Linked DNA regions of Homo sapiens: all the other regions are linked to region 3. Evidence: chromatin contacts called from ENCODE Hi-C or POLR2A ChIA-PET data. All regions are on one chromosome and are shown on one strand. Each heading gives the region's core, a stretch centred on a gene start or an enhancer-like site at or near the end of the contact. The rest is flanking DNA. Distances are from core to core; before and after follow the strand shown. Region 1 overlaps PRPSAP2 (phosphoribosyl pyrophosphate synthetase associated protein 2). Region 2 holds the start of RAI1-AS1 (RAI1 antisense RNA 1). Region 3 holds the start of SHMT1 (serine hydroxymethyltransferase 1). Region 4 overlaps PRPSAP2 (phosphoribosyl pyrophosphate synthetase associated protein 2).

Region 1 (4,394 bases), core at 785-3,284, 540 kb after region 3:
AGCCTCCCAAGTAGCTGGGATTACAGGCATGCACCACCACGCCCAGCTACTTTTGTATATTTAGTAGAGACGGGGTTTCTCCATGTTGGTCAGGCTGGTCTTGAACTTCCGACCTCAGGTGATCCACCCACCTTGGCCTCCCAAAGTGCTGGGATTACAGGTGTGAGCCACCGTGCCCAGCTGATCTTTTGTTACAGGTCCATGGGATTCTGTTTATTTTTATTTTCTAGTCTTTTATATTTTTATTTTTTAGTGGGTCTCACTATGTTACTCAGGCTGGTCTTGAACCCCTGGGCTCAAGTGATTCTCCCATCTTAGCCTCCAGAGTAGCTGAAACTACAAGCACATGCCACCATGCCCTGCCACAGCCATTGTTCTCTCTGTTGTCCAAATTGGCTAATTTCTGTTGTCTGTCTTCCAGTTCACTGATTCTTTCCTTGACCTCCATTATTATTTTCACTGTAACTTCCATTCTGCTGTTGAGTATATCCAACTGAGTTTTTTTTTTTTTTTTTTTTTTTTTTGAGACAGGGTCTCACCTCTGTTGCCCAGGCTGGAGTGTAGTGGTATGATCACAGCTCACTGCAACCTCTGCCTCCTAGGCTCAAGCAATCCTCCCACATCCGCCTCCCAAGAAGCTGGGACTACAGGTGCATGCCACCGTGTCTTGCGAATTTATTTTTGGTATTTTTGGTAGAGACGGGGATTTTACCATATTGCCCAGGCTGGTCTTGAACTCCTGAGCTCAAGTGATCTGCCCACCTCAGCTTCTCTAAAGTGCTGGGATTACAGGTGTGAGCCACCACCCCCAGCCCAACTGAGCTTTTTAATTTGGTTATTGTATTTTTTAAGTTCTAAAATAAGTTTTTGGTTCTCTTTTTTTGAGACTGAGTCTCGCTCTGTTGCCCAGGCTGGAGTACAGTGGTGTTATCACAGCTCACTGCAACCTCCGCTCCCTGGGTTCAAGTGATCCTTATGCCTCAGCCTCCTGAGGAGCTGGGATTACAGGCATCTGCCACCACGCCCGGCTAATTTTTGTATTTTTAGTAGAGATGGGGTTTCACCATGTTGGTCAGGCTGGTCTTGAACTTCTGACCTCGTGATCTGCCCGCCTCAGCCTCCCAGACTGCTGGGATTACAGGCGTGAGCCACCGTGCCTGGCTGCTAATTTTGTATTTTTAGTAGAGACGGGGTTTTGCCATGTTGGCCAGGCTGGTTTCAAACTCCTGGCCTCAAGTGATCTGCCTGCCTCGGCCTCCCAAAGTACTGGAATTACAGTCATGAGACACTACGCCTGGCCTTGGGTCTTTTTTTATACCTTCTATTTTTTTGTCAATACTTTCTTTGTTTAGACTTCTTGTTTTTTATTTCACACATGCTCATAATTGCTGCTTGTAGCACTTTTCTGATGGCTGCTCTAAAATCTTTGTTATACAGTTTCAGCATGTCTGTCATCTTGGTGTTGGCATCTGTTAATTGTCTTTTTTCATTCATATTGAGATTTCACTGGCCTTTAGTGTGGCGAGTGGCTTCTGATTGGAATCTGGACTTTTAGATATTGTGTGTGAGACTCTGGGTCTCATTTAGGCCTTCTGATTTTGCTGGCTTCTCAGGACTCTGGCAGGGAAAGTGGTGGTGTTGGGGCTCGTTTCTGCTAGGTAAGGGTAGAAGTCGAGATTCACCACCAGGCCTTGTGTGGACCACCTAAGGTGGTCCTTGTTACTCATGGGTGGAAATGCTCCCTCCATGTCCTCCGCTGACGCCAAGGAAAAGTAGCATCATTCTCATTGGGTGGTGGTGGAATTCCTGACTCCACCAGGCTGCCTCTGATACCACTGCAATGGAGAGGGGAGGGGCACCTCTTTACTGCTGAGTTGGGGGTAGAAGTCCAGATTTCACTCTCCACTGACTCTGGCAGTTGCTCCTTACTGCTGAGTGAGGGTGAAAGTCCCAGCTCCCTGTTTGGCCTTCTGTGAAACCACCCCATTGGGTTTGGGGTGCCTCATTATAGCCTGACAAGCCAGGAAGTACAGGCTCACCCCTCAACCTTTACTCATGCGGCGGAAATGTGGCGGAAACGTGGGCTGTGGCTTTCCTGCCTGTGTGGCTAGAGTAAGGCAGTTATTGTCTAAATATTTTCTCACTCACTAGGTTGCCCTTTTCTTAGTCCTTTGACTAGGGAGAGCCGACCTTTGTTGGAGCTTTTCTTGTCTTTGCCCACTGGCATTTTTGGGTCGCTTCTTCTCCAGCTACAAATCTGGGATAATAAGGCAAAAGGAATGCCCAAGGAAGCCACCACCGTGACGTTGCTCAGGTCCTGAGGTCCCTTGCTAGTCTGCCTTCTCTCTACCTTTTAGTGTCTTCTCATTTTTTTTTGAGACGGAATCTCGCTCTGTCACCCAGGCTGGAGTGCAGTGGCACGATCTTGGCTCACTGCAAACTCCGCCTCCCGGGTTCATGCCATTCTCCTGCCTCAGCCTCCCGAGTAGCTGGGACTACAGGCGTCTGCCACTATGCCTGGCTAATTTTTGTATTTTTAGTGGAGACAGTTTCACCATGTTAGCAAGGATGGTCTCTATCTCCTGACCTCGTGATCTGCCTGCCTCAGCCTCCCAGAGTGCTAGGATTACAGGCATGAGCCACTGCGCCTGGCCAGAGTCTTCTCATTTTTGTTTGTATGTAACATCCAGGGGTTTTAGTTGTGGGTGGCAGAAGGAGTATTAATAATCCTTCCTAGTGGAAGCAGAAGTGACAATGTTTTGATACTTTTTTTTCCTTGAGACAGGTTCTTGCTCTGTCATCCAGGCTGGAGTGCAGTGGTACAACCACGGCTCACTGTAGCCTCCATCTCCTGGGCTCAAGAGATCCTCCTGCCTTAGTCTCCTGAGTAGCTGGGACTGCAGGCATGTGCCACCATGCCCAGCTGGTTTTTTCCTTATTTTTGTAGCAACGGGATCTCCCTATGTTGCCAGGTCTGGTCTCTAACTCTAGGGTACAAGTAATCCTCCTGCCTTGGCCTCCTAAAGTTCCGGGATTACAGGCATGAGCCACTGCATCTGGCCTTGATACATTTTTTTTTCTTTCCCACTAAATACCAGAAGAACATGATGAATTTTCTGTTGACTTTCCCATCTGGGTGGACTTTTAGTAACCTCTAGAGTCCTCAGTTTACTTCTGTCACCCACCTGTTCACAGAGGGATGGATGTAGTAGCCTTTTGCTCAGTTTCTTTGGCTTTTGTCAGTGATGTTTGTCATTCATCTGTTCAAATGTTTATTGAGAACCTATTTTGCTGGGGCTGATGAGGCCTAGGAAGATGCCCTGTAGGAATGCATGTGTAGCGTCAGATGTTTTTTATCTATGTTATGTTATTTGATCTTTGCAACTTTGGAAGTCAGCAGTTATAATCTCTCATAGATGAGGAAACAGACCCACAGAGATGAAGGAACCAAGGTAGTTCCACCAAATGTTGTTTCCTTGAAGGTAGTGGGGCAACTATTTACTTCCAAGAATGTTTTCTATACCAGTGATTAGGGGACTTGAGTGTTGGCCAAATATGATTGAAATTGGGCCAGGTGCGGTGTCACACCTGTAATCCCAGCACTTTGGGAGGCCGAGGGGGGTGGATCACTTGAGGTCAGGAGTTTGAGACCACCCTGACCAACTTAGTGAAGCCCTGTCTCTACTAAAAATACAAAATTAGCGGGGCATGGTGGCGCACGCCTGTAATCCCAGCTACTTGGGAGGCTGAGGCAGGAGAATTGCTTGAACCTGGGAGGCAGAGGTTGCAGTTAGTCAGGATTGCGCCATTGTACTCCAGCCTGGGTGACAAGAGCAAAACTCCATCTCAAAAAAAAAAAAAAAAAAAAAAAAGAAATTGACTTGCCCCCCTCCACTCAGTCTTTACCGAGTACATATTTGAGTGCTGCTGTGCCAGCCATCGTGGATGTGGTGGTGACCAGTGCAGGCAGGGCTGTGTTCCCATGGCACTTGCAGACTGCCCTCATGTGCTCTTTGACTGGTAGGTCAGTTGGGTAGATTGGAACGAAAGACCCAGTCTCTTTTTCTCCCAGTTTCAGTAATTGAATCCACATAGATCATACTACATTAAATGAATGTTTTAGAGGCTGGGCGCATTGGCTCACCCCTGTAATCCCAGCACTTTGGGAGGCCGAGATGGGTGGATCTCCTGAGGTCAGGAGAATTGCTTGAACCCGGGAGGCGGAGGTTGCGGTGAGCCCAGATCGTGCCATTGCACTCCAGCCTAGGCAACAAGAGCAAAACTCCATCAAATAAATAAATGAATGAATGAACGTGTGTTTTAGTATGGAGATGAGTGCTACAAAAGGTTCAGTTTTATATGGAACAGGTAGTAAAATAACACAGTCAAGGCTT
Region 2 (4,476 bases), core at 398-2,897, 600 kb before region 3:
GGTTTTGCCATGTTGGCCAGGCTGGTCCTGAACTCCTGGCCTCAAGATATCTGCTTACCTCGGCCTCCCAAGTAGCTGGGATTACAGGTGCCTGCCACCACGCCTAACTAATTTTTGTATTTTTAGGGTTTTGCCATGTTGGCCAGGCTGGTCCTGAACTCCTGGCCTCAAGCTATCTGCTTACCTCGGCCTCCCAAAGTGCTGGGATTATAGGCATGAGCCACCGCGCCTGGCCTCCTCTTCTTTTACTATTTATGAGACCTATCTGTGCTGTGTGTGGCAGTGGTTTTTCATTATTGTGTAGTATTCTATTGTGTGCATATGCCACAGCTTATTTCTCCCTCCTACTTTTGATGAACACTTGGATTGTTTATAATCGGAGGATCTTCGGTGGCTTGCGCCTGTATTCCCAGCACTTTGGGAGGCTGAGACGGGAGGAGAGTTTGAGACCAGCCCAGGCAACATAGCAAGACCTCATCTCTCAAACATTTTTTTGAAAACTAAAATAGTTGGAGGATCTTGTGAATATACCTGCCGTGAACATTCTCCAACACATTGTTTGGTTCCTGTATGTGGAGTTCCCATTCAATGTGTGCCTTGGAAGTGGAACTGCCATGGTCTCATTTGCATTTAAGAAGCCTCTACTGGACACACAGAAGAGACCGAGGTACAGTCCAGGCAGGAGGTGGAGGGGAAGGTATGTGGGCCCAGCCCTAGGGCTCCTCCACCTCAGAATCCAGAAACATCCCCAGCGTGGACTTGTCTTCCAGGCGACTTGGGGGTCTGTATTGTACACACAAGATGAAAATCGTGTAAAGCAAGGCCCAGACACATGAGGCTGAGTGTGCAGCCCCAAACGGCAAGACGTAGGCCTTACTGTGTGAGTCACACGGTGGTGTTATAGCACATTCTAGTACACAGGCAAGAATAGTTGTATAATATTTGAATGCACTGAACTCACTTCCACCAGGTACACGTGTGAGGAATCTCCCTGCAAGTCACCCGTTTCACAAGAGGGAAGACGGCCCATCTTTTAAGTCAGGGGAGGGGACCACTTGCCCTGGGGCCTCGGGCTGGGGTTCAGCCTGCCTCTGTTCCCCACTCTTGGACACACAGGATGAAGGGCCCCAGTGCTGATCGCTCACAGGGGTGGTAAGACTTACCCTGTTACCCTCTTGGGGTGTGGCATTTCTTAGAAGCCAAGCATGGGTAATCCTTTGCCTGGAATGAAGCCAGGAGAATGGTGGGGCTTCAGGCTCTGGTTCTAGAAGACAGGGCTTCTTGGGAGCTGCCCCTGGAGCCTCCCAGCCTGAGCGGTAGGTGCTGGAGCTGGTGCCTTTGAACTTGGATTCATCACAGGGAAGACCTGGGGTCCAGGCCTGGTTCCGAGGTGCCCAGGCCAGCCCCTGAGCAGCCAGGCGGCCTTCTTGTGAACTCACATTGTAGTGTCCCGTGCAGCTGTCCTGGTCCTGCAGGATGCATTCCCCACCCCCAAGCCCTTAAGGGCTGTTGGGTTTTGTTTTTAAGAAACATATGGCCTAGTTGTTACTTTGGCTGGCCTCCCCAAGCCTCATGTCTCTGAGACCCCCACTCCTAAGGAAGGGGGCCAGGCATTGATGGGGGTGTCTGGGAAGCCGAGGGAGGATGCCTGCCAGTTATGAGAAAGATGCATCTTTGTCGCAGACACATGTGGGGCGCTCTATGTAAATTGTTTCAGCGCCTAACAGGAAGAAGAAAAATGAGGCTTTGATGCGAGCCACCACCTCTCAGCCAGGCGTGGTGTCACTCAGGCGCGTCCGAGGCCTGCTTCTATTAAGGAGCTGTAAGCTCTTCTCAGGCCAGAGACCCAGGGTGCTCTCTGGGCAGGAGGTGGCTCTGCTCTGTCTGCCGAACTCTGGGCGTCAGCACTGGGGCGTGCTGGGGCCTCAACCCAGCCCCACCTCCAAGGCAGGCGGAGAGCACTGCTGATGGATTCCCCAGCACTGCACTGTGCGAGGCCCAGGGCGGGGACCCCAGCAGGCAGCGTGGTAGGGTTTGCTGGGGATGACAGGCAGGCGCACAGGCGGCGGCACTGTTAGGCCCCATGTGATGGCCACAGCCTGGCACAGGAATCGGTGCTCCAGGCAGCAGACAGCAAAGGTGTGGAGGCAGGAAAGGAGCCACTGTCTCTGAGGCCTGGGAGAGCACTGCGGGTGCTGGAGATAGATGGTGGCAGGGGCCAGCTCAGGGGAGGGCAGGAATCTGGTCTTGTGGCTTTGGAAGCCCATGGGTTGCGAGCAGGAGAGGGTGGGGTGGTGTGAGTCTGAGGGAGGTCTCAGATGGGAGGGGAGGGCGGAGTGGGGCAGGGACCAGTGAGGGCCAGAGTGGAGACTGGGCAGGAGGGCATAGCACACACATGGACATGCTTCCCAATGAGCCCTGGCCCAGTCAACTCCCAGCTCCAGGAACCCCCCACAGCCCTTTGCTGGGGTGCACACCGTCCAGAGCACTGACTTCCCCAACGAGCCAGGTGGAAATGTCCCAGGGAGGACCCCGGGGCCTGAGGAGCCTACTGAATCCTCAACAAAGAAGGGAAGAGAGGCCTAGGCCACAGCAGGCCCAGAATTATTGTGTTATGCTCTGGATCTTGGGGAATGTGTAATCCCCACACCGTATCTATGGCAACTCTCCATTAACCAGAATTTGGTTCTACAAATTCCTGTTCCCATTCATTCTAGAAAACTCAGAGCTGTTGGTCTTTTTAAAAAAACTCGCTGAAAAAAAAAAAAAGATACTAAAGAATGTAAAGAAGAAAATGAAGTCAGCTCCAGCCCCTCTGCTGAGAACACACTGATGTTAGTACTTTCGTGCATTTCCACCCAGTTTGTTTAAGAAAATTGGGATTGTGTTGAATGCCTGCTTTTGCATCCTGCCTTTTCCATTGTGCTTCAGATCATGAGCATTTGGCAGGTCAGAAAAAAAATGTCTTTGGAAGCTGGGCTGTGGGGACTGGGGTTTGGAAGGCTTGCTGTGTGCTGTGATCCTTCAGGGGTCATCGCCCTCCCTAAGCCTCAGCCTTTGCCTCTCTGCAGGGAGAGACTGAAGGACATTTCTCAGGCTCCCGCCAAGAGTCTCAGTGTTTTCCTTGCAATGGTGGCCTTGTTATTCCAGCCTTGCTACTCACAGGTGGGCCTGGTGATGTTTGTGGCAGGGTGGGCACAGGGCTGGCACTGCCACCAAGTACGTAGTTGAGCCGGTAAGCTCAGAAACGTGGGCTCACTCCAGCCTTGAGCACTTTCCCATCTCGTGATCCTGGGCAAATGACTTTGCCTCTCTGAACCCCTATCTCTTAAGCTCCAGAACCGGGTGGTTGTGATGGTTCATTGGCTTAATGTAAGTGGAACTCTTAGCATATAATAAGTGCTCAGTAAAGAGGAACTGTTGCTACCCTGAGGATTGCTGGTATCTGTGATGTCACAGGTGTAATATGAGGATTAAATCATGACCTTCTTGCAGCATTCAGCAGAATGCCTGGGACGTAGGGGACACTGTCAGGGGGTGGCACCTGGTCCCATGGTCTAGCCAGGACTATCTTTGTGGCCCTTAACTTGTGCAGCTGCCCAGGGCTGGCGCTCAGAAATGGCCTGTGCTTGGTGCATGCTGCTCTGCTGTTGCTATCTTGAGTTTTTATTACTTTGTGAGCAAGAGGCCCTACATTTTCATTTTGCACTGAGCCCCACAAATTCTGAGGCCACTCTTAACAAGAGGATTAATCCCTAGGGCAGACTGGCAGGGCACCCCACACATCCACGGTGCTCAATAGCTATTTGGAGGGTGAAGGCAGGACTGAATGGGCCTTGGTTCAGAGGAGAACAGTACCCCAGCGAGGCCAGGTGGCTTGCCCAGTTTACACGCCAGACATAGGGCCAGGCAGTGCTCTGACCATCACGTGAGGGGCTGTCAGGGCGACGGTGTGTCTGTCAAGGGCAGGAAGTGGGCTGTGTGGAGTGCCAGCCAGGATGGGCAGGGTAGCCTGCGCCCTGCTGACCTGCAGCCAGACACACTGGGGAGACACAAGACGACTCAGGTTGGAATCGATTGAAACCAAGCCAAGAGCTTGGGCCTTGGAGTGCATGGGAGGGGGAGGAGGTTCAGACCCAAGGTGGCGGCTGCGGCTGGTGTTAGCACTTCTTCCCGGCAGGGTGGGCAGGGCCCCATTAGGGGAGGCAGGCCTGGATGCCCCCCAGCACCCTTTCATGAGGGGGAGAGAGGAGAGGAGCAAGGCCCAGGCCACCTGGTATTCAGAAGGCTGAAGTGACAGTGTCAGGCAGTTTGGGGGGCAGATGAAGCCGTGGCAAAGGGTGGCCAGGAGGCCAGAGCAGCACTCACAGATGAGGTGGGATTGGGGCCACCTGCATGTGTGGGGAAGGAGCCCCCAGGACTCGGTGTGTGGGCCTCTGGCTGACAAAGGCCACTCTGCAGAAAGGAAATTAGAAA
Region 3 (3,407 bases), core at 310-2,809:
CACCAGCCTCCCCATGCCTCCAAATCTTACCTGGGCCTCTGTCACATAAGAGGATCCAGCCAAGGATCTGCTCAGGGAACTAACTTGTTGCACATCTTCTATCTCACACACATTTTGTGTTCTCTTCTTTACAGAAGAGGAAATTGAGGCCCAGGGAGCTAACTTGTCTAAAGCCATATAAGAGCCAGAATCTGAACAATGGTTTCTCTTCAGTTCCAAGGCCTTGTCCCAGGACATTGCACTAAATAAAAACACAATTACCCACTTCCGTTCCAAGTTCCCCCAAGTAATAAATTTACGTTATTTCTTTTCTTTTTTTTCTTTTCTTTCTCTCTCTTTCTTTCTTTTGAGATAGAGTCTCACTCTGTCACTCAGGCTGGAGTGCAGTGGCGTGATCTCCGCTCACTGCAACCTCCACCTCCCGGGTTCAAGCGATTCTCCTGCCTCAGCCTTCCGAGTAGCTGGGATTATAGGTGTGTGCCACCATGGGCAGCCAGGTTTTTTTGTATTTTTAGTACAGACGGGGTTTCACCATGTTGGCCAGGCTGGTCTCCAACTACTAACCTCAAGTGATCCGCCCACCTCGGCCTCCCAAAATGCTGGGATTACAGGCATGAGCCACCGCGCCCGGCCTACAATGTTATTTCTGCAAGAACCTAAACTGGTGTTTCCAGTCTATTCTCTGGGTAACTGCCCGATTGAAGGCCCGCATCTGTGCTGACCTCAGCTGGACCAAGGGTCACTTAACTCCCGGAATCTCGAAGCCAAGGCACCGGGCCAAGAACTTCACAGTGCAACATTTGTCTCCTAGAACAGGGGGTGGCAGATTGCGGGCAACAGGAAGAGCTCATTCCCCACAGGGATCTGGTGGCACGGGCCAAAAGTGGAGCGACCCTGCGCGCAGCCTTTAGGGGCGCAGGCTTTGAGAACCCGGGTTCTATTCCGGGCTCTGCCATTTAAGTTGCCTCCTTTCTCAGGGCCCCACCACCTTCCTCACCTGTAAAATGGGGGAAACAGTAGCACTTGACTTGCAGCTTTGTTGTGAAGGAGCTAGGATTGTTTAAATCGAAAATGCTCAACGAGAAAAGTGTTCAGTGGAGAGCTACTACTCACATCCCCGATAAGCCTTCGCATTCTTGCCAAAGGCCACGGGCCGCCACCCCATCATACCGAATGTGCCTGGAACTGGGGCGCTGCGGCTGGCCGCCGCCCGATCCCCAGCCCAGGCGCGACCCAAGCGCTCCCCTCCCGTCATTGCGGCTGCAGAGGGTGGGGTACGGCGGGGGACAGCGAGGACGCCGAAGCACCCCCCGGGCTCTGGGACGCCGCGGCCCTCGGACCCGAAGCCGCCCACCTACCGGAACACGGCCCGCGCACGTACCTAGCGACGCCTCCGTCCTACGCCGCCGCCGGTGCCACCAGTCCCAGACCCGCTGACCCAACGCCCCGCGCACCGCCGCGGGCCAGCCACGTGACCAGCCGCTCCAACCCCAAACCCCGAACTTGGCGCTGGACCGCTCGAGCTCAGGAAGGTGCACTCTGCGCGCCAGGCTTGGGCTTGGCCCCGCCCCCGGAGGCGCCCAATCAGAGAGCGCAGCCAAGCATGGGCCGCCACCAAACGCACCCGCGCTATTGGCTGCGGCGCAGCGGCGGGCAGGGCCTGTTTCTCCGGGGCGGGCCGGAGGCCGCGTAGTGCAGCTGCGCACCTGGGGCAGGGACCTGCAGAACTGACCCGCTTTGGCTGCAGGGCTGGTGTGTGGACCAAGATTTCCAGGAAGACTACACAGGGCCTTCCTCACTTAAGCCTGTCGCTTGGGCCGTGGGATTATGAGTGAATTTTGTTCATGGTACTACTTTTAGTTTGCAGGGTGGTCATTTAAAGTAGGACAAATGTGCGTCCAAACTGCAACATTATTACTCTGTAGGTGTATAATCCAAGAGCAGACACTTTATTATTATTATTTTTGTTATTTTTTATTTTTATTTTTTTGAGACAGGGTCTCACTCTGTCCCCCAGGTTGAAGTAGAGATGGGGGTCTAACTATGTTGCCTCCCAGGAGGCGGAGGTTGCAGTGAGTCGAGATCGCGCCACTGCACTCCAGCCTGGGGGACGGAGCGAGACAACGTCTCAAGAAGAATAAAATAAGATAAATAAAATACTGACACACAATAAGGACTCAATGAACATTACCTATTGTTAAGAATGATAAAAACCGGGGCCACATGTCAGGACCACCTGAGGCTGCGTCATAAATTTTTTTATTTGTCAAATGATAACAATAATTATTATAAGAATGATAAAAACCGGGCGCAGTGGCTCACCCCTGTAATTCCAGCACTTTGGGAGGCCGAGGCAGATGGCTTGAGCCTAGGAGTTCAAGACCAGCCTGGGCAAAATGGTGAAACCTTGTCTCTACAAATAATTTTAAAATTAGCTGGGTGTGGTGGCAGTCGCCTGTAGTCCCAGCTACTTGGGGGGCTGAATGGGAGGATCACTTGAGCCTGGGAGGCAGAGGTTGCAGTAAGCAATGATCTTGCCTCTGTACTCCAGCCTGGGCAACAGAGTGAGACCCTCATCATCTCGAAAAACAAACAAACAAAAAATACAAAAAAAACTTTTTTTTTTTTTTGAGACAGAGTCTTGCTCTGTCGCCCAGGCTGGAGTGCAGTGGCGCGATCTCGGCTCACTGCAAGCTCCACCTCCCGGGTTCACGTCATTCTCCTGCTTCAGCCTCCTGAGTAGCTGGGACTACAGGCCTCCGCCACCACGCCTGGCTAATTTTTTTTTATTTTTGAGACGGAGTCTCCCTCTCTTGCCCAGGCTGGAGTGCTGTGGCGCGATCTAGGCCCACTGCGAGCTCTGCCTCCTGGGTTCATGCCATTCTCCTGCCTCAGCCTCCCGAGTAGCTGGGACTACAGGAGCCCACCACCACGCCTGGCTAATTTTTTGTATTTTCAGTAGAGACAGGGTTTCACCATGTTAGCCAGGATGGTCTTGATCTCCTGACCTTGTGATCCACCTGCCTCAGCCTGCCAAAGTGCTAGGATTACAGGCGTGAGCCACCACACCCGGCTAATTTTTGTATGTTTAGTAGAGATAGGGTTTCACCATATTGGCTAGGCTGGTCTTGAACTCCTGATCTCAAGTGATCCATCCTCCTCGGCCTCCCAAAGTGCTGGGATAACAGGCAAGAGCCACTGCGCCTGGCCAACATAGTGAGTGTTTTTGTTTTTTGTTTTTGTTTTATTTATTTATTTATTTGAGATGGAGTCTCGCTCTGTCACCCAGGCTGGAGTGCAGTGATGCGATCTTGGCTCCCTGCAACCTCTGCCTCTCTGGTTCAAGCAATTCTCCTGCATCGGCTTCCCGAGTAGCTGGGACTACAGGCGTGCACCACCATGCCCAG
Region 4 (4,568 bases), core at 1,697-4,196, 560 kb after region 3:
TGTAATCCCAGCACTTTGGGAGGCCGAGGTGGGTGGATCATGAGGTCAGGAGTTCAAGATCAAACTGACCAAGATGGCGAAACGCTGTCTCTACTAAAAAATATAAAAATTAGCCAGGTGTGGTGGTTCGTGCCTGTAATCGCAGCTACTCAGGAGGCTGAGGCAGGAGAATCACTTGAACCCAGGAGGCAGAGGTTGCAGTGAGCTGAGATTGTGCCACTGCACTCCAGCCTGGGCAACACAGTGAGACTACCTCTCAAAAAAAAAAAAATTAGCCAGGCATGGTGGTGTGCCTGTAATCCCAGCTACTTGAGAGTGAGGTGAAAGGATCACTTGAACCCAGGAAGTCGAGGCTGCAGTGAGCCATGATGGTGCCACTGCACTCCAGCCTGTGTGACAGAGTGAGACCCTGTCTCTAAAAAAGATAGCAGGAGGGAATGAACATTTTTAGTGTATTAGTCTCCAGTACAGCCCTTTTAATTGAGTGATGATTTTCCACTTTATAGATAAACAGGATCAGAAAGAGAAAGCGACTTCCCTGCAGTCACATAGTGACAAGCTGGACATGTCTGACTAAAACCTGTGCTTTTTCCACTGTGTTCTTGGGTCTCTTGGACTTAGTAATGGGGATTTAAGGAGGAGGAAGGCAGTGAGATAGAGCCAGGGTTCAGGATTTGGGGCTGGGAGGGTGTTAATAAAGCGTTTGGCTCAGGACCTCAAAGCCTTTTGCTTGTGTGTGCATTTCTCACAGCCTCACGTGCCCAGGCTGTTGGTGCTGGGGGGTAGGCCTGGGGCTGCCGCTCCCTTTCAGAATCCTTGCCTGGCCTCAGAGGGGCTTGTGTCTAGGAACCTCAGCAGAACCCTGCAAGGGCTGGCTGGGACCATTGGTGAGATGAGCCATGCCCGGGAGCATGGAAGAATATATGTTCCTCTTCAGTCCTGTAAGCACATGGGCTGTGATGAGGAACGCGTTGGCAGTCTTTAGATGAACGCTGCTTCTTTGGAACTTGCTGGGTGTTAGCTTTTGGTGTGGCCTTTGGGAGTGGACTCTGGACTGCAGACACTGAACTACAGGTTTCCCATCTGGAAATGAGTTCATAGGACTGGATGATCTCTATGTTCTTTCTAATATTTCTTTACTCGTGGGATCTTTATGTTTCATTCATAATTTTAATTATAATGTTTCTATGTTTATGTTTTGACTCAAGTAGTGATCACTACAGGCCGTCTTTGGGAATGCAGTAGAATTTTAGTTTCATAGATCCTAAATATTTGATTGTTTTTATACATTTGATGATTGGACACCCTACATAGAATACTTTTTTAAGGTACTAGCAAATAATATATGAAGGGAAAAGAAAGCATTCTTCCTGTAGCATCTCGAATATAAAGATTTTGTTATTTAGTATTAGATTTTAAAAATTATTTTGTATCCTCTGATTTCTTATAGATGAAAATATGCCTACTAAAAAACAATGAAAATACTTTTTCAGAATATAAGCACTATATATAATATTTGAAAATATTATCCATAAAAGTTAGAAGAAAATAATAATTAGTGCTTGATGCCACTATTCAAAGACACACCACTTTAATTTGGTGAGCCTCTTTTTGGTTTTTCACCCTTATTTTCATAAAGCTGCGATGCATGCTTCATACATAATTGTGCATGTTGCTGCCTCCTTCTCCCAGCTGCCCGACGTGTCATCTCAGGTCACCAGAAACTTTGACAGGAAACAGCAATTTCTTTTTTTTTTCTTTGAGACTGGGTCTCACTTTGTCACCCAGGCTGGAGTGCAGTGACAATCACGGCTCACTGCAACCTTGACCTCCCAGGCTCAAGCGATTTGTCCACCTCAGCCTCTTGTAAACAGCATTTTTATGGCTAATAACCCATCGTATGAATGTGGCTTAGACTGCCCAACCACAGCCTAATTTGGGGTTTTTATGTTTTCTTCTGTTCTTTGCCCTTATAATGTGGCAGGAAATATATGTGGATAAAACACTTTTCCCATACTTTGGCTTATTTCATTTCAAGCTTCTAAAAGTGAGATTAATGAGTCAGAAGGTATGAATATAAGGCTTTTTGTCAAATTGATTTCCTAGAGGGTGATTCATTATACTTTTTCACCGGCATTGAGGTCAAGTGTCCTGGGAGTAGGACTGTTGAAAATGTAAAAAGTCACTTCAGTTCTGGAATTTATCTTGCTTTGCTTTGTTTTGTTACACTTTTTTGCCCTCTCCTGATGCTCACCTGGGGTCACACATTGCCTCTGGTTGTCATATGTCTTTCATCTCTTTCAATCTAGAGCAGTGGTTCTCAATTAGGGAGTGGATATTGTCTCCTAGAGGTCATTTGGAAATGTCTGGAGATAGTTTTGATTGTCAGAATCAAGGGGGTGGCTACTGGCATCTAGTGAGTAGAGGCCAAACATGCTGCTAAACTTCTCACAGTACGTAGGGTGGTCCCTTGCAGCATAAACGTGTCTGGCCCAAGATCTCAGCAGTTGAAAAGTCCCAATCTAGAACAGTATTTTAACTTTTTCTTTTTGTGACATTGCCTTAAAAGAAAATTGAAGTCAAAGTCACATAACATAGAATTAACCATTTTAAAGTATAAAATTTACTGGCTTTCAGTATATTCACAGTTTTGTGCAGTTACCATTTCTTTCTAGTTTCAAAACTTCTCATTACCCCGGAAGAACACCCTGCACCCATTAAGTAGTTTCACCATGCCCCCATCCCCCAGCCCCTGGCAACCACTTACCTCTTTTCTGTTTCTGTGGATGTTTGCCTAATCTGGACACTTCATATAAACGGAATCATATAATATGTGGGCTTTTGTATCTGGCTTCTTTCTTTGAGCATGTTTTTGAGGTTCATCCATGTGATAGCACTTGTCAGTACTTCATTGCTTTTGGTGGCTGGATAATATTTCATTGTCAGCATTTGAAAGGAATTTGGGTTGTTTCCACTTTTGGCTATGCTGCTCTGTATATTCATGTATGAGTTTTCTGTGTGGATAGATGATTCATTTCTCATGGTCTATACCTGGTATCGGAATTGCTGCGTCACTTGGTGTATGTTTAACTTTTTGAGGAACTGCCAGACTCTTTTTTCACAGCAGCTGCACCATTTTATATTCCTACCAGTAATGTACAAAGATTTCAGTTTCTCCACATCCTCATCAACACTTATTTTCTACTTTTTATTGTAGCCAGCCCAGTGGGCATAAAGTGGCATCTCATTGTGATTTTGATAAACATTTCCCTAATGGCTAATGACTTCATTTGTATATCTTCTTTGGAGAAATATCTGTTGAAATCCTTTGCCCATTTTTGAACTAGGTTTGTCTTTTTTTGTTGAATTATAAAAGTTCTTTATATATTTTGGCATATGGCGCATATATATATATATAATTTTTTTTTTTTTTTTTTTTTTTGCGACAGGGCCTCACTCTCTCACCCAGGCTGGAGTGCAGTGGTGCAATCGTGGCTCACTGGAGCCTTGACCTCCCGGGCCCAAGTGATCCTCTCACCTCAGCCCCCTAAGTAGCTGTGACTACTGTCATGCACCACCACGCCCTGCTAATTTTTGTATTTTTTTATAGAGACAGGGTTTCGCCATGTTGCTCAGGCTGGTCTCAAACTCCTGAACTCAGGCAGGCAATCTGTCCACCTCGGCCTCCCAAAGTACTGGGATTACAGGCATGAGCCACCATGCCCAGCCTACTTTATATATTTTGGATACTAGACTCTTACCAGATACATGATATGCAAATATTTTCTGCCATTCTGTAGGGGTTTTTTTTACTTTTTTATTTTTATCTATTTATTTATTTTTATTTATTTATTTTTTGAGACAGAGTCTCGCTCTGTCACCCAGGCTAGAGTGCAGTGGCATGATCTCGGCTCACTGCAAGCTCCACATCTCAGGTTCACGCCATTCTCCTGCCTCAGCCTCCCAAGTAGCTGGGACTACAGGCGCCCACTAGCACACTTGGCTAATTTTTTTTTTTTTTTTTTTTTTTGTATTTTTAGTAGAGACAGGGTTTCACCATGTTAGCCAGGAAGGTCCCGATCTCCTGACCTCGTGATCCGCCCGCCTCAGCCTCCCAAAGGGCTGGGATTACAGGCGTGAGCCACCACGCCTGGCGTGGAATTGCTTTCTCAATTCCCTCTTTTGATTGTTCAGTGCTGCTGTGTAGCAGCTGATTTTGTGTGTTGATTTTGTACTTGGCAACTTGGCTGAATTCATATATTATTAGCTTTGGTAGGTGGATTTGTGGATTCTTGGGTATTTTCAATATGTAGGAACATGTCATCTGCTAATAGAGATAGTTTTACTTTTCCTTTCTGATCTGGATGCCTTTCATTTCGTTTTCTTGTCTAATTACCCTTGCTAGAGTATCCAGTATGATGGTGAATGGCAGTGGTGCAGTGGGCATCCTTGTCTTGTTGCTGATCTTAGGGGAAAGCTTTTGGCCTTCGGCCATAAAGTATCAAGTTAGCTGTGGGTTTTTGTAGTTGCCCTTAATCAGATTGAGGAAATTCCCTTGTATTCCTAGT

Evidence for each region. A loop is a pair of places that touch in the nucleus more often than their neighbours do. ChIA-PET counts read pairs that join two places held with the same protein, here RNA polymerase II (POLR2A). Pooled maps may share reads with other maps.
Region 1: a loop to region 3 is called in a pooled map, with 5 times the contacts of the local background. The contact joins the enhancer-like site here to the promoter of SHMT1 in region 3. A Hi-C loop is called at or near these places in 2 of 50 pooled maps. POLR2A ChIA-PET finds 5 or more read pairs at or near these places in 2 of 52 experiments (H1 and activated naive CD8-positive, alpha-beta T cell).
Region 2: a pooled map shows a loop between it and region 3 (4-fold over the local background). The contact joins the promoter of RAI1-AS1 here to the promoter of SHMT1 in region 3. A Hi-C loop is called at or near these places in 2 of 37 single-sample maps with no recorded cell type and 8 of 50 pooled maps. POLR2A ChIA-PET finds 5 or more read pairs at or near these places in 1 of 52 experiments (activated CD4-positive, alpha-beta T cell).
Region 4: a map with no recorded cell type shows a loop between it and region 3 (4-fold over the local background). The contact joins the enhancer-like site here to the promoter of SHMT1 in region 3. A Hi-C loop is called at or near these places in 1 of 37 single-sample maps with no recorded cell type and 2 of 50 pooled maps. POLR2A ChIA-PET finds 5 or more read pairs at or near these places in 1 of 52 experiments (H1).

The regions. Positions count from the first base shown.
Region 1 is chr17:18,899,022-18,903,415 of GRCh38, forward strand. The region is part of intron 8 of PRPSAP2 (phosphoribosyl pyrophosphate synthetase associated protein 2); the gene reads left to right. Among named protein-coding and RNA genes, the nearest start is that of PRPSAP2, 43 kb to the left of the region's middle. RefSeq lists an enhancer at 1,662-1,711. Within about 2 kb of position 2,035, at least 8 of the 41 ENCODE cell types and tissues checked have a DNase peak (open chromatin) inside an H3K27ac peak, as active enhancers do.
Region 2 is chr17:17,764,655-17,769,130 of GRCh38, forward strand. It overlaps RAI1-AS1 (RAI1 antisense RNA 1), which reads right to left and starts at 1,648. Exons shown (of 2, transcript NR_130894.1): 1 at 1,164-1,648. The region is part of intron 2 of RAI1 (retinoic acid induced 1); the gene reads left to right. RefSeq lists an enhancer at 1,612-1,671.
Region 3 is chr17:18,361,991-18,365,397 of GRCh38, forward strand. It overlaps SHMT1 (serine hydroxymethyltransferase 1), which reads right to left and starts at 1,560. Exons shown (of 12, transcript NM_004169.5): 1 at 1,382-1,560. RefSeq lists a silencer at 1,185-1,654.
Region 4 is chr17:18,919,250-18,923,817 of GRCh38, forward strand. The region is part of intron 9 of PRPSAP2 (phosphoribosyl pyrophosphate synthetase associated protein 2); the gene reads left to right. Among named protein-coding and RNA genes, the nearest start is that of SLC5A10, 31 kb to the right of the region's middle. RefSeq lists an enhancer at 2,947-3,026. Within about 2 kb of position 2,947, at least 7 of the 41 ENCODE cell types and tissues checked have a DNase peak (open chromatin) inside an H3K27ac peak, as active enhancers do.